Linked DNA regions of Homo sapiens: region 1 is linked to region 2. Evidence: read pairs that join two places in POLR2A ChIA-PET (ENCODE). Cell type or tissue: A673. All regions are shown on one strand.

Evidence for each region. ChIA-PET counts read pairs that join two places held together with the same protein. Peaks named below come from ENCODE experiments on the same cell type or tissue, not always from the same donor. Only the 100,000 strongest peaks of a DNase experiment are listed, where the experiment ranks them.
Region 1: POLR2A ChIA-PET joins it to region 2 with 24 read pairs; 4 of 35 experiments call an interaction of 5 or more read pairs at or near these places.

Annotation. Positions count from the first base shown.
Region 1 is chr12:12,250,038-12,258,037 of GRCh38, forward strand. All of the region lies in intron 1 of LRP6 (LDL receptor related protein 6), which reads right to left. Among named protein-coding and RNA genes, the nearest start is that of LRP6, 13 kb to the right of the region's middle. In A673, no CTCF peak of the experiment used is centred here; no DNase peak of the experiment used is centred here; H3K27ac peaks cover 5,880 bases.
Region 2 is chr12:11,555,402-11,563,401 of GRCh38, forward strand. It overlaps LINC01252 (long intergenic non-protein coding RNA 1252), which reads left to right. Exons shown (of 8, transcript NR_033890.1): 6 at 1-1,815; 7 at 3,890-3,981. It overlaps LOC124902877 (a long non-coding RNA gene), which reads right to left and starts at 802. Exons shown (of 3, transcript XR_007063210.1): 1 at 715-802; 2 at 382-571. In A673, no CTCF peak of the experiment used is centred here; no DNase peak of the experiment used is centred here.

The sequences.
Region 1 (8,000 bases), 690 kb after region 2:
TTTAAAACCACTATCCTACTCTAGACCTTCATGACTTTAGGCCTAAAATATCCTAATAGTAAGTTATCTCAATATTCTCCCCTTTCCTTTTCTACTTCTAATACTTTCAGTTTAGCCAACTCAAAAGCCATTCTGATTCCCCTTGCCTAAATTTACAAAATGCCTCAATACCTCAGCCTTCCACCATGACTTCTACCTAGGACTCTAAATTAATCTTTTATAGTCTCTGCATCATACAAACAGGTTTCAAAACATGTAAACTGGGAGTACATCACACCCATCATTGCAGAGTATTCATTTTCCTGCCTACTCCATACTTCTCTTTTTCTCCCAGCAAGCAAGTCCTTCAAGGCCAGAGTCAAACCTTACCTACTCTGTAACCCTTTCTAATTGACTCAGCTTTACTTCTTTTAATCCTTAGTCTTTAGTACTTACATGATATTAGCTTTTTTTTTTTTTAAGCATACTTCCTACCTCTAGGATCTCAGCCCTTGGAAACAAGAACCATACCTTATAACTAATTTTATCATCAATGCCTACTACAGTTCACTGCACACAGAAATATCATATACATATTTACTAATATTTTGGGGGTTTTGTTTTGAGACAAAGTCTCACTGTGTCACCCAGGCTGGAGTGCAGTGGCACAATCTCGGCTCACTGCAACCTCCGACTCCCTGGTTCAAGAGATTCTCCTGCCTCAGCTTCCCAAGTAGCTGGGACTACAGGCGCCCAACACCACACCCGGCTAATTTTTGTATTTTTAGTAGAGGCAGGTTTCACCATGTTGGCCAGGCTGGTCTCGAACTCCTAACTTCAAATGATCCACCCACCTCAGCCTCCCAATGTGCTGGGGTAACAGACGTGAGCCAACGCACCTGGCTTGATTTTTTTCTTCTTCTTCGTTTTTCGAGATGGGGTTTCGCTCTGTCACCCAGGCTGGAGTGCAGTGGTACAATCTGGGCTTAATGTAACCTTCACCTCCCAGGTTCAAGTGATTCTCCTGCCTCAGCCTCCCTCGTAGGTGGGATTACAGGCGCTCGCCACCACACCCAGCTAATTTTTTTGTATTTTTAGTAGAGACGTGGTTTTGCCATGTTAGCCAGGCTGGTCTTAAACTGCTGACCTCAAGTGATTCGCCCACCTCGGCCTCCGAAGTGCTGGGATTACAGGCGTGAGCCACCGTGCCCAGCCAAAGCCGGCTAAGATTTGACGGGTTTATTTGTAAGATGTTTTTAAGTGCTTATCAAATATTATAGTTACGTAAAACTAGATTTTAGTTTTCTCTGTTAAAATGACGGATTTTCTTCAGTTATTAGTTTGTCTTTTTGATTTTTGTTTTTTGAGATGGAGTCTCACTCTGTCACCCAGGCTGGAGAGCAGTGGTGGGATCTCAGCTCACTGCAAGCACCACCTCCCGGGTTCATGCCATTCTCCTGCCTCAGCCTCCCGAGTAGCTGGGACTACAGGTGCCCGCCACCACGCACGGCTAATTTTTTTTGCATTTTTTTTAGTAGAGACAGGGTTTCACCATGTTAGCCAGGATGGTCTCGATCTCCTGACCTTGTGATCCACCCACCTCGACCTCCCAAAGTGTTGGAATTACAGGCATGAGCCACGGTGCCCCGCCCATTAGTCTGCTTTTAATAAAGAAGTTATTAAAGGTTTTCCTTTGCCTTCTGAATAATCTCCACAGAAGGCAAAGATTGTGTCTTACCAGAATTTCCTGTGCTTAATGCTGACTTTATCATGTCCTTAATTACTTAAAACTGTATTCACACCCTTAAAAGGGTAAGGTTCTTCACCACTGCATTACCTCCCATGCTTACTTTTTTCAATATTTTTTTTAAGAGACAGGGTCTCACCCTGTTGTCCAGGCTGGAGTATAGTGGCACAATCATGGCTCATTGCAACGGCACAATCATAGCTCACTGCAGCTTCAAACTCCTGGGCTCAAACGATCCTCCTGCCTCAGCCTCCTGAGGAGCTAGAACTATAGGCATGAAATCTTTCGCCCAGCTAATTTCTGTAGAGACAGGATCCCACCACGTTGCCCAGGCTGGTCTCAAACTCCTGACCTCAAGTGATCCTCCCATCTTGGCCTCCCAAAGCACTGAGATTACAGGCATGGGCCACCGCACTGAACTAAAATCTTTTTTTTTTTCCGGTCACTTTTGGTTAAATATGTAGCCAAGTATTTTTTTCCACAGTGGCCCATGATCCTATTTAATCAAATGTTCAAACCTCCTAAATGATGCCTTTTGTACCAACAACTGTCTTTGAGATTTCCCCTAAGGGGCCCTAGAAAATCAAAATTCCCTTTACCTTGTAAAAGAGAGATGTTAAAAATAATAGTTTATTTGATCAAACGTTATGGGTCATATGGAAAGCACTGTCAAAGCCAGAGAGGCTTACCCTCCCTAAGTTTAAGTTAAATTTGTATAGGTAAAATGTTATTAATAGGGATATTTTGGAAGTTCTATGAAGGTATAAAGCTCCTAGAAATTCATCAATGCCCTCATTGTCCATGTCTATTAATCAGAGTTCTGGTGCTGCTTTGCCTGGTATTAGACAACAGTATAATGTCATCAGTCATAATTTCAGGGATTTTTTTTCCTCAATGTTAACTTGGTCATAATTTGGCTTCTTTAATCTTCTAGGTTGGCTAATGGTTCTCAGTTAAGAATTCACATCATTTACTTATGGAATGCTATTATATAGAAGTTAACGACCTACTCCAGACTGCTAAATCTTTTTCCTTGATAATCTTGATACATTCTTGATATACTCTATACATATATACATTCTTGATATACTCTTGACATATTCATGGTCCATTACATCTTAGGATTATATGTCTTTAGATTTTCTCTCTGCAATGAATATATTCATCTATATTCATAAATGACATGTACTAGCCACTCTTCTTTAAAATAAGGTTAATCGGCTGGGCGCAGTTGCTCACACCTTAATCCCAGCACTTTGGGGGGCTGATGCAGGTTGATCACCTGAGGTGAGGAGTTTGAGACCAGCCTGGCCAACATGGCGAAACCCTGTCTCTACCAAAAATATAAAAATTAGCAGGGCGTGGTGGCGCGTGCCTGTAATCCCAGCTACCCAGGAGGCTGAGGCAGGAGAATCACTGGAACCCAGAAGGCAGAGGTTGTGGTGGGCCAAGATCGCGCCACTGAACTCCAGCCTGGGCAACACAGCGAGACTCTGTCTCAAAAAATAATAATAAAATAAAGTTAATCATTACGCTTATAGATATGCTTTTGTCTAACACTTTTTTGGGTTGATTTTAGTTCGCATGCCACAAAAATCAAACTTCCTTGCCAATTTCATTATCTTTTCTAACAAAGTTTCATAAGATCTTTCACTTTTTTTCTTTTTTTTTATTATTATACTTTAAGTTCTAGGGTACATGTGCACAACGTGCAGGTTTGTTACATATGTATACATGTGCCATGTTGGTGTGCTGCACCCATTAACTGGTCATTTACATTAGGTGTATCTCCTAATGCTACCCCTCCCCCCTCCCCCCACCCCACAACAGGACCTGGTGTGTGATGTTCCCCTTCCTGTGTCCAAGTGTTCTCACTGTTTAATTTCCACCTATGAGTGAGACATGCGGTGTTTGGTTTTTCGTCCTTGCAATAGGAGATCTTTCACTTTTAAGATTATCAGTAATAGGTTAATCATCACCGTTTTAAGTATTTTGTCATCTACAGATAGTTTTCTGTTTTACTCTAATGCTTCCCTGAAAGCACTTGCAAATCAGCTACAGGCCAGAGTGCACTTGTCTTCAATAAAAAAGGGCTATGGGCCAGGTGTGGTGGCTCACGCCTCTAATCCCCACACTTTGGGAAGCTGAGGTGGGCATATCACTGGAGCCCAAGAGTTCGAGACCAGCCTGGGCAACTTGGCGAAACCCCTTCTCTACCAAAAAATACAAAATTAGCTGGGTATGGTCGCACACACCTGTGGTCGCAGCTACTAGGGAGGCTGAGATGGGAGGATCACTTGAGCCCAGGAGGTCAAGGCTGCAGTGAGCCAAGATTGTGCCATTGCACTCCAGCCTGGGTGACAGAGTGAGACTCTGTCTCAAAAAAAAAAAAAAAAAAAAAAGAAAGAAAGAAAAAGGAAAACTACTACGCCAGGTAACCTGAACACAAGCGTCTGATGGCATCACTTAAATAACTCTGAGACCACACCAGTGGACTGAGTCAAGATTTCCAAACAGCTAGTAGAAAAACAGATGGGTTCGTGAGACTGCTAACACAGATCCAGCAGAACAAGAATTAATTACATAGGACTGAATAAACTGATGAAGGATGATTATGGGTTTCGTTTAAAATATTGCTGATGCCTTAGCGTCCTATTTTCTGGATATAAGGAACCCCTTTCTCTTTTCTCTGAAGCTATCTATAACTCACAACAATTTAAGGAGACTATGTTTTTGTAAACCGAAATAAACACTTATCTTTTTCTCCCCCGTCTTACTCCTCCAGAATTCAAAAACTCTTATTATTTTTATTTTCATGGCAATATAGTTATCTGCAGAGGTTCAATGAGTCTGCCTTCTAGCTGGAAACATTACTTATGCAACCAAGGCTTTGACTGGAATGCCACATTTGAAAATATTCATTTAATCAGGTATGACCAAATACTTCTAAGTTACAGTTGACTTTATGAACCAACGCTTACAGTCCTCTTAGGAAAACTGGCCTGGTAACTGGCTTACAGAGTTCCCAGCCTTGCAGGTGAATTAAGCAAGATCACTTCCCGGCAGGCTCAAAAATCCTAGAATATTTTGGGAACTTCAAGACAGGAATTCACCCAAATTTATAGGTATTACAAGTGAAACCTGATGGTCAGTTCTTGACTTACCTTTATAGTCTCAAGAGGCATTTTAAAGTCCAATCAGATTCCTTAAAAAAACTTTCAGCAAGGCAATATTAAAAGACCTATTATATGATAAATTACTATTATTGCTACACCTATGTAAATAATCAGGCCCAATCTAATGAGATCAACTTCTCAATGACTCTTATTCCATTGTCAACAGTGACTGATTTTGTTTTAAACAACAGGGAGACTGACCAGTGCACATCACAATTGCCCATTACTTACTCATTGACTTGGCTTGAATAAACTTTAGTCAGGATTCTCTTCTCCCCACAAATTCCTAAACTTTGGCTTGCCCTAAGCTTAAGAAAGTAGATGCACAACTTCTTCCCTCATTCTGACCATTAGCTGACTGCAGAAAAAAAAAAAAATGCTTTCCAGTTAAATAGTCCTGGTCATGCAATCTGCTCACCCCTACCTATTTGGCCCACATTCCCACAAAGTTCCTGATAGCCCTGCTTACTTCTCCTTTCTATAAAAAAAAAAAAAGCCTTTTTCGGTTTGATTTTGAAGTGTGTTGCAGATCCTGTAGTAAGCATGTCCTTCTACTGCAAAAATCCTTTCAAATAAAGTCTCTCCTTACCTAAGTCTAGCTTTGTTTTTGCTTTTGGGTTTGGTCACTTTTTTTTTTTTTTTTTTTTTTGAGACAGAGTCTCACTCTGCCATCCAGGCTGGAGTGCAGTGGTGCGATCTCATCTCACTGCAACCTCCACCTCCCAGGTTCAAGCGATTCTCCCTCCTCAGCCTCTCAAGCAGCTGGGATTATAGGCACCACCATGCCTGGCTAATTTTTTTGGATTTTTTTTGTAGAGATGAGGTTTCACTGTGTTGTCCAGGCTGGTCTCAAACTCCTAAGCTCAAGCGATCCTCTGCCACGGCCTTCCAAAGTGCTGGGATTACAGGTGTGAGCCACTGCACCTTGGCCTCAGCTTTGTTTTTATTTACAGTATAAGTACTATGACAAACTACCTATTTGCAAATGCCAAATTTTACATTAATATGTATTTCCCTCTATCAAAGTCATCAGCATCTCTTTCAAAACCACAAGAAGGCCCAGGTAAAATAAGGTACATACAGAAAGTCCTGCACGTAAAATTACTGTCCAGAGTACAAACAATCTGGCTTTAGTCATTCATCTTTCTGATTTATAAAACGAAGGAGTTGGCCCAGGTAATTTCTAATACCTCTTCTATTTTCTTACTCTAGATATGAATTTAGTAAAAAGATTTAACTGCAACAGGACGATTGACAGGGCTATTCAGAAACACGAGATACTGGTAAACTATTTAGTGCTTCTCCAGCAGAAAAACAGGAACTTAAAATATTTTTTAGGCCAGGCGCGGTGGCTCATGCCTGTAATCCCAGCACTCTGGGAGGCAGAGGCGGGTGTATCACCGAGCCCAGGAGTTCAAGGCCAGCCTGAGCAACATGGTGAAACCCCATCTCTATAAAAAATACAAAAACTTAGTTGGAAGGATCACCGGAGCCTGGGAAGGTCCAGGCTGCAGTGAGCAATGATCGCGCCACTGCACTCCAGCCTGGGTGACAGAGACACCAGCTCAAAACAAACAAACAAACATAGGCCAGAGTGGTGGCTCATGCCTGTAATCCCAGCACTTTGGGAGCCAAGGCAGGCAGATCACTTGAGGTCAGGAGGTCAAGACCAGCCTGACCAACATAGCCAAACCCCCTCTCTACTAAAAATACAAAAATTAGCCAGCATGGTGGCACACGCCTGTAGTCCCAGCTACTCAGGAGGCTGAGGCATGAGAATCACTTGAACCCAGGAGGCAGAGGTTGCAGTGAGCAGAGATTGTGCCACTGCACTCCTCCTTGGGTGATGAAGCAAGACTCTGTTTCAAAAAAAACAGATTTTTTTAACGTATCAAAAGCTGAGATTCAGAAATAATTTCTCAAGGTAAAGACTCCAATAATCAAACCCACACTCATTTGAAAGTATTTAATATATCCATACAATGGATTACTCAGCCATTAAAAGGAATGAAGTACTGACACATGCAACATGAATGAACCCTGAAAATGCTAAGTGATAGAAGCTAGACACAAAAGGCCACATATTTTATTCCATTTATATGAAATATTCAGAGTAAGCAAATCCATAGAGACAGAAAGTAAATTCATGGTTACCAGAGGCTGAGGGAAGGGAGAAATGGGAAATGTATGGGTTTTGAGGGAGCAGGGGATGATAAGCGTTCTGGAATGAGATAGTGGTGATGTTTTACAACCCTGTGAGTATACTAAAAGCCACCGAACTAGACATTGTAAAATGGAGATTTTTACTGTATGTGAATTATAGCTCCAAAAAACTTGGTTTAAAAAAGTACTTGACAGGCCGGGTGCGGTGGCTCACGCCTGTAATCCCAGCACTTTGGGAGGCCGAGGCGGGTGGATCACGAGGTCAGGAGATCAGACCATCCTGGCTAACACGGTAAAACCCCGTCTCTACTAAAAAAATACAAAAAAAATTAGCTGGGCGTGGTGGTGGGCGCCTGTAGTCCCAGCTACTTGGGAAGCTGAGGCGGGAGAATGGCATGAATCTGGGAGGCGGAGCTTGCAGTGAGCCGAGATCACGCCACTGCACTCCAGCCTGGGCGACAGAGCAAGACTCCCTCTCAAGGAAAAAAAAAAAAAAAAGTACTTGATAGAAAGGGCTTAATGAAAAAAAAAAAAGAAAGAAAGAAAAAAGTACTTGAGGCCAGGCATGGTGGCTCATGCCTGTAATCGCAAGCACTTTGGGAAACCAAGGCAGGAGGATCACTTGAGCCCAGGAATTCGAGACCAGTCTGAGCAACATAGTAAGACCCTGTCTCTACAAAAAAAAAAAAAAAAAAAAAAAAAAAAAAATTAAAAATGAGCCGGGCGTGGTAGCACGTGCCTATAGTCCCAGCTACTCTGGAAGCTGAGGCAGGAGGATCGCCTGAGACCAGGAGGTCCAGGCTGCAGTGAGCCATGATAGCATCACACCACACTCCAGCCTAGGAAACACAGTGAGACCCTGTCTCAAAAAAAAAAAAAAAACTAATTATATCAGTGCAATAGTTATATCCTAAAACCAGAAAACACGTTACATA
Region 2 (8,000 bases):
ACAGTGGTAAAGGGTATGATTACCTAAGCCTTAGCACAGAAGGTAGCACCCCTTACTGGTGAGCTATCATGAAACTATGCGACAATTTTCTCCATCTTTTTTAGAGTTGTTTTCCTTGTCTTCCTCCTCATCACGATTATTATTGCTTTTTCATTCAGCAAAAAATCTGGTAGGAGACTGCACAGAAGCATGATCACTTGCTATCAACAGTGTAACCCTACCTAACTTCCCTAATCCCTAGCAAATGAAGGAAAAATCATATACAGGCACTGACAAATAGCAACACAAGAAAGGGCAACAAAATTACTAAAGAGTAACGCCATCCTCCCCAACTCAAACCAGGGAAAGTAAGCTTGCCTAGGAACTTAGGCTGAAACTCACCACAGTGCCAAAAACCTGTTTTCTTGAAAAGAGGTAGTGCAGATAGTGAATCCACTGAGCCACATAGGGTGGGAGTTTGCTTTAAGTGCTTTTCTTCTTGCCCACAAACTAGCGTAGGCTGTGACTGGCTCCAGCTGATCCTTATCAAGGCAGCTAGTTCTGAGGGCTTGGTTAAGAAGCTCTTCGTTTACTTAAGGGAGCAAAGAGAAGACACGTGAATTGGAAAAGGATATCTAAAATGTCCCCTAAGGCTTCATAAAGTTGACATCTTTCGTCATGACTTCTACAGTTCAGGAAACCAGGTAGCAGTAAACAATTATGAACTCTACTCACTCGCCCTATCACTTTCACATCAAACTGGGGGTACTGTCCTTTGAACAGAAGACTCATGAGGAAAGCGCAGATTCCTTCCAGGTGGGAAGAAAGCTTTGTCCCTGCTCCATGTCTGCTGATCTGCAGGAAGCAGAGAGAGCAGGGCTGTTCGACTCCGTTTCCCTAATGATGTCCCAGCCTCTTTCAGTTCTGTGAGCAAAACCAAGGCTGGGTTTGTTAGCACAGCCTGTGACAGAGCCTGGGCAGGTCCTTGTATTCTGGCAAAGGCTGAACCAAAGAGCAGTCTCATTGCACTATTTACTTTCTTTTTGTTATACTCTCTCTGGCTCAGCACAATCAGTGCAGTCCGATGCTGCAGAAGACAGACTGTTCCCTCTCTCTTCCCACAGTGTTTCTCGTCTACCTTTTGCCCTTATTCAATAGTGGGAAGAAATTTCTTCTTGACCTCAGCAATCCTTTCTGACAATTACCATATGCCTCAAGAGACCTGGGAAGCTTCGCCCTGTCTGGCACAGGGAGACAATTCCTATCCAGAATAAAACTGAAAGCTTTCAAAAAAAAAAAAAAAAGAAGAAGAAGAAAAGAAAGAAAGAAAGAAAGAGAAAAAGAAAGAAAGGAAAGAAAGAAAGACTGTAATAAGTTACCTTGTCTCTGGGAGATTCTGTAACAATGAATTGCACAGGCTAATTATCCCCTCTATTAAAAAGTTTTTAAAAGGTTCCTCTTCATCATTTAGAGTATGTTGCCTTGGCACCGGCCTGGAGAGGGTTAGCACAGGAGCCAGGCTGAGTTTAATTAAAGAATTTCCGTGTGTCAGCAGCAGGAGACTTTGATTAAAGTGAGAAGCAGCCAAGATTCCGGGAAGCGCGTCTTTCTCCTGTCTCCTCCCCAAGATGTGCGGGTGTCCTTCCCCCAACACCATGGAAGAAGGGGTCCAGGAAGAAAATGTCACACTTGCCTGTGACCCCCACCTGGTCTGCAGAAAGGCAGAGAAGACCTGCTTATGGAGGAAAAAGACGGCCTCTGTCTGGAGCTTCTATGAATTACATAACGAATAAGTGATTTCACTACAAAGCAGTGAAATTTTTAAAAGTTAACCAGGTAGCCCTTTTTTATTCTAATTCATAGAAAATACTTTTATTTGTTGAGTTAGCTACAAGGTTTTACTTGCTTAATTTTTGTAAAGTTGTTTATTTTGTGAATAAGAAACTTATGGTCCAAGGGTATATAGTGAAAAGTCAGTCTTCCTTCCATCTCATTGCCCTGGCCACCCAGTTACAATTTTCTTGTATACCCTTGCAAATATATTTTACTCCTTTATAGGCTTAAGTGTCTGTGTGTGTGTGTCTCTCTGTGTGGTGTGTGTGTGTGTGTGTGTGTGTGTGTATTTATTATCTGAAATTCAAATTTACTTATGTATCCTATGTTTGATCTGGCAACCCTATACTAGCTGTAACCCTGTACTAAGCCCTCTCAGAGGGCACAGATAGGAGCTACATATATTAACCCATATATATACACATATCTATTATGATTTATATATATGGTTAAATATGAGTTCATACTCATATTTCTGACTCTAATCCAGTATCACAGGGTTCCTTCTAGCCTTCTGCCTTTGCTTATCTATAACTTCTCTCTCCAACAGTGAAAAACCTGACCCCCACTATCCACTTTTATTTCCTTATTTGCCCATTATTACTTAACGGTGCATGTAAAGCTGTTTCAGCATAGGTAATACCGCCCCACCCCAACCCGATGAGAAAGAGACTTGCCAGTTGGAACACAGTGCTTATGTCCAGTTCCTTTGGCCTTTAGCCTTACAATTATAAGTCAAAGCAGCACCTGCAAGATTATTTTGGTTTGCACCTTTTCCCAACCCCTTCAGGGATGTTATGTGTACAGTTACATTCATTCATGAAAGTCTGCAGTCCCCACCATCCTGGTTGATATTTTTTTGATTGTATACATTAGCGTTCCCTCTTTGTGATGTACAGTTCTATGGATTTTGACAAATGCAGAGCCATTTATCCACAACTCAGTATCATACAGAATTGTTCCTACCCCCCACCCCCTCCCCACCTCTGCCTTTTGGAGACAGAATCTTTCTCTGCCACCCAGGTCGGAATGCAGTGGTGCGATCATAGCTCACTGCAGTCTCAAACTCCTGGGCTCAAGCAATACTTTTACCTCAACCTCCTGAGTAACTGGGACTACAGGTATGTGCACACATGCCCAGCTAATTTTTTTACTTTTTGTAAACATGGGATCTTGCTATTTTTCCCAGGCTGGTCTTGAACTCCTGGCTCAAGCGATCCTCCCACCTCGGCCTCCCAAAGTGCTGGGATTATAGGTGTGTGCCACCACACCCAGCCCAGAACAGTTCTGTCACCCTAAAAATTCCCCCCATGAATTATCTCTGCAGTTAATGTACAGTTAATCTACCCTCTTCCTACTGCCACCAACCCCTGGCATCTGTTTTCCATCCCCATAGTGTAGCTGCTTCTAAAATGTCATATGAATGGATTTATACAATGTGTGCACCCTTTGGAGTCTGGCTTCCTTCAATTAGCAAAATTCACGTAAGACTGACCCACATCATTGTGTGAATCAAGAGTTTATTCTTTTTTTCACAGCAGAATAGTACTCCATTATATGAATGTACCATGGCCAGGAATTGTGGCTCATGCCTGTAATTCCAACTGTTTGGGAGGCCAAGGTGGGAGGATCGCTTGAGCCCAGGAGCTTGAGACCAGCCTGGGCAACATAGGAGACCCCGTCTCCATGAAAAAAAAAAAAAAAATTAAAAAAAACATTAGCCAAGCATGGTGGTGCATACCTGTAGTCCCAGCTACTCTGAAGGCTGAGATGGAAGGATCGCTTGAGCCCAGGAGTTTGAAGCTGCAGTGAGCTATGAACATGCCACTACCCTCCAGCCTGGGCAAGAAAGTGAGACCCTATCTCAAAACAAAGCAAAACAAAAATTACCACAATTTTTTTATCCACTCACCTGTGGAAAGACATTTTGGTTGCTTCTAGATTTTGGAGATTATGAATAAAGTTGCTATAAACATTTGCATACAGGTTTTTGTGTGAACGTGAGCTTTCAGTTTACTTAGGTAAAGATCTAGGAATATGATTGTTGGGAAGTTTTGTGTTTTTGTCTTTCCTACAGTGGCAGAAGTGTCAGGACAGTCTGCACGGGCAAGAATGATACCTAAATCACTACTCAGGCACAGGAGAGAGCAGGACTGGCATGGCTGGCAGGTATGGACCTCCATGAACCCCATTAAACAGGAAGGGGCAATAAGCAACCTTCTGGTTTAAGAGTCACAAAGTTAATCTTCCAGGTGAGGGTCACCTTGCTAAAGATAATACATAAACAAAGTCACATGTCTTGAATCACAGTTACCACTCTGGAGGAAACATAGCAATTTAACATAACATTGCCAACATTGCCTATTCTGCTTCCCTTTCTAGGCACCTGATTAGTGGAGGTGGCAGAGCAGGAATCTGATTCAGAGTTTAGTTTGCTCTAATAATTTAAATAATATTTTAGAAATTTCCCAGTCATAATGTAGCCTTGGGCAAAGGGGTGAGAAGCCTCTAGTCTTATGATGGTCCTTGACCTATGCTGGTTGGCATCAGCTTCTCTCTAGAGTGATGAGCCTTGCTCACTTGGTCACCAGTCCTCTGTAAGGATCTGATGCTGAGATCTGTGGCTGGTGAGCTTGTGATCTGTTCTTTTACAGATGAGGAAACTGCAGCCTAGAGAGTTTGAGTGACTTGCTTAACATTTCTCTGAGGAAATTTAACAGTACTCAAGGTCTCTCCTAAGGAAAATAGTAGTTGAGTGTGGGAGAAGGTGGAAATAACGTGTTTCCATGAGATAAGCAAGAAGAGCAAAGACTAGTTGGAGAAGATGGATAATTGATTGAATATCATAGAGAGTCCTGGAAAGAATGGTAAATGTCAACCAATTCAAATAGTTTTAACAGATGAAGAAACAAGACCAGAGAGGTTACATGCCTTATCCAGGGTCACACAGATAGTCAATGTCAGAGAGAGAACTTAGACTCCTGGTTTCTCACTCGTAGCGCTTAACTTTTCTCATTTCTCACTGTAAAAACATCTCAAATAGTCTGCCCTTTATTTAAAAAGAGATGAAGTGAGCATCTGTAGAAGCCCAGAAGGTTTTAGAACATAAAGCAGATAGAAGATCAATTTCCTCTCTGACAATGATTCCTTGCAAAGAGTTGGGATTATTTTGGTTCAATTAAAATTACTATGCTCCTTTTATGAGAAATATATTAAGAAAGGAGATAAATTGGTACCACATGAGTAAAAAAAAAATTGGTGCTTTTCCTCCATCTGTTCATTCTTTTGTGGGAAGACACAAACACCCGGTTCCTACTGACTGATAATCATGAAAAGTGCTAAATAAGAAGTATAAAAGGGATTGAGAATTTAAGGAAAAGAGAATTTAAGAATATTTTGCAGGCATTAGATCCTTGTTAAAAATCTATATTCTTGACTTTAAAAGGACTTTACTAGTTGGAAATGATGAAAATCATTGAAAAGGATTCTAATTAAAGATACGTCTGTCTTACAGAAGATTTTAAAATAGATTAGCTTAATTATGGCCAAATGTATTTATTTCTACCCTTTAATATTGATACTGTGGTTTTTGTTTAATGTCTGTACACAGCTTTTACGTTGTATAGTCTATTTATATCCTATAGATCTACCTCTATGGTTTTCTTTCTTTTTTTGGTGGGGGGAGAGTATCCTCCTTTGTCACCCAAGCTGGAATGCAGTGGCTCAATCATTACCCACTGTAACCTCAAACTCCTGGGCTCAAGTGATCCTCCCACCTCAGCCTCCTGAGTAGCTGTGACTACAGGTGTGCATCACTATACACTCAGCTAGGTTTTTAAATGTTTCGTAGAGACAGAGTCCAGCTATGTTGCCCAGCCTGGTCTCAAACTGCTGGCCTCAAGCAATCCTCTCGCCTTGGCCTCCCAAAGTGCTGGGATTACAGCACTGTGTGAGTCACAGTGCCCAGCCTACCTCTGTGGTTTTCTTGAGGATGATTTTATCTTCCCATTGAAATCTTTCTCATGTCTTGCTTCACCTAATTTAGTGACTTTATGTAATCATTAGGTTAATCATCATCTCATCTAAGGTGACCAGCAAGCCCTGAAGAAGTGGAAAATGAAAGAACATGGTCTCAACATTTAAAAACCTAACACATTTAATGTATTCATTAAAATATGTGTTGGTGCATTCCCTCAGCCAGACATATTTATTGAGAAAATATTAGGGACTAACTGTTATGCTAGAAATTGAAAATATCCTAATAATAGACCTTAAAAGTCTACTAAGAAAGGCTTACCAAGAAAACAAAATAAGAGACTGATGTCTAATATAAGAAATATGGTCAAGGAATGTAAAACATGGTTGGGAGTCAAGGAATGCTTCTTAAAATAAAGGGAAAAAGCCTTCAATTTTGAGTTATATTCTTCATCTTCAATGTGACTTCCAAGATTCATTGGTTTGTTTTCACTAAGAAAATAGTTACTTAGTAACTATAGACACTATTTGGGCCATTAAAAAAAGTAAACACTAGATTGCATGTTTTGGTTTTGGATGGTGAAGCATGTCTCAGAATGTAAACCTATTTTCTTCACTTTTCATTGCTCTGTGGGATGACAAACTTTAATGAACAGATGAGACTCATTGGAAACTAGTTATTGTCTATGGCCATACCACTCTGAATGTGCTGGATCTTGTCTGAAAACTAATAATTAATGAGTAGAGAAACAGGGGTGCTGTTAAGGTGTTTAAAAATCCTTAAAAGCCCTCACATAAGTCAAACATGCCCCTAGTCATTTTGTTTATGCTATGAATTCACCTGGCAAATTGTTTCATACGTAATTCAGAGGTAAGTTTCAGATCAGCTTATGTAGAAACAATTGCAAATGAATGGAACTGAATTTCTGAGGTTTTATTTTGTTTTACTTTTTGAGACAGACTCTCGCTCTGTTGCCCAGGCTCGGCTTACTGCAAGCTCTGCCTCCTGGGTTCAAGCGATTCTCCTGCCTCAACCTCCCGAGTAGCTGGGATTACAGGTGCGTGCCACCACACCCGGCTAATTTTTGTGCTTTTAGTAGAGACGGAGTTTCACCACGTTGGCCAGGCTGGTCTCAAACTCCTGACCTCAAGTGATCCGCCTGCCTCGGCCTCTCAAAGTTATGGGATTACATAGTTACAGGCATGACCCACTGCACCTGGCCTGAAATTTTATTTTAAATAGAAAGATATTAATAGCATTTGGTATCCCATCTTTGTTCATATTCGGTCTCGCATGCTGTACATCAACCAAAATGTGTTGTGTAATTTGTTCATTTTTATTTCTGGTCATATATACTCACTCTAACTTTTGATGATACAAATAACAAAGCTTTTTCTTCTTCAAATTAGAGAGAAAAAGGAAAAAATTATCAAAGATAAAAGGGCCCCAGGAAAAACACCAAAATATTAATAATGGTTACCTCGAACTGTGAGACTATGGGCGATTTTACTGTTTTGTATAATTTTTGTATTTCCCAAGTGCTCTATAGTTAGCACACCTTGCTTCTTTAAGAAAACTTGAAATAAAATTATAAAATACTTGAATGCATCATTCTAGTAGATTTAGCCTAAAATGTTAATTTTAAGAGCATAGTACTTAAGGAGTAGCGAGGGCATGGTGGCTCATGCCTGTAATCCCAGCCAGCACTTTGGGAGGATGAGGTGGGAGGATTGCTTGAGGCCAGGAGCTTGAGACCAGCCTGGGCAACATAGCAAAACCCCATCTCTACAAAATTGTACAAAATTAGCCAGGCATAGTGTTGTACACTTGTACTCCCAACTACTTGGGAGACTGAGGTGAGAGTATCCTCCAGTGCAGTTGGAGCCCAGGAGTTTGAGGCTGCAGTGAGCTATGATCATGCCACTGAACTCTTGCCTGGGTGACAAAATGAGACCCTGTCAAAAAGAAAAAAAAAAAAAGAGAGAAGCTGAGTCATAATGGCAGAGCACTGTGTCGAGAGCCACAAATGTCCACTCTTAAAGAGCAAGATAATGGACTGATAGAGCTGCTTCTTATCAGAATAGCTGGGCTCAGGGAGACCTGTGTGTCCCGTTCCTCAGCTTGTGGCTGATGACATTATTTTATTCTGTTCCTGCTTTCATATGTTCTTACAACATTAACCATAAACTGAGGCAACTTCAAGATGTATCTG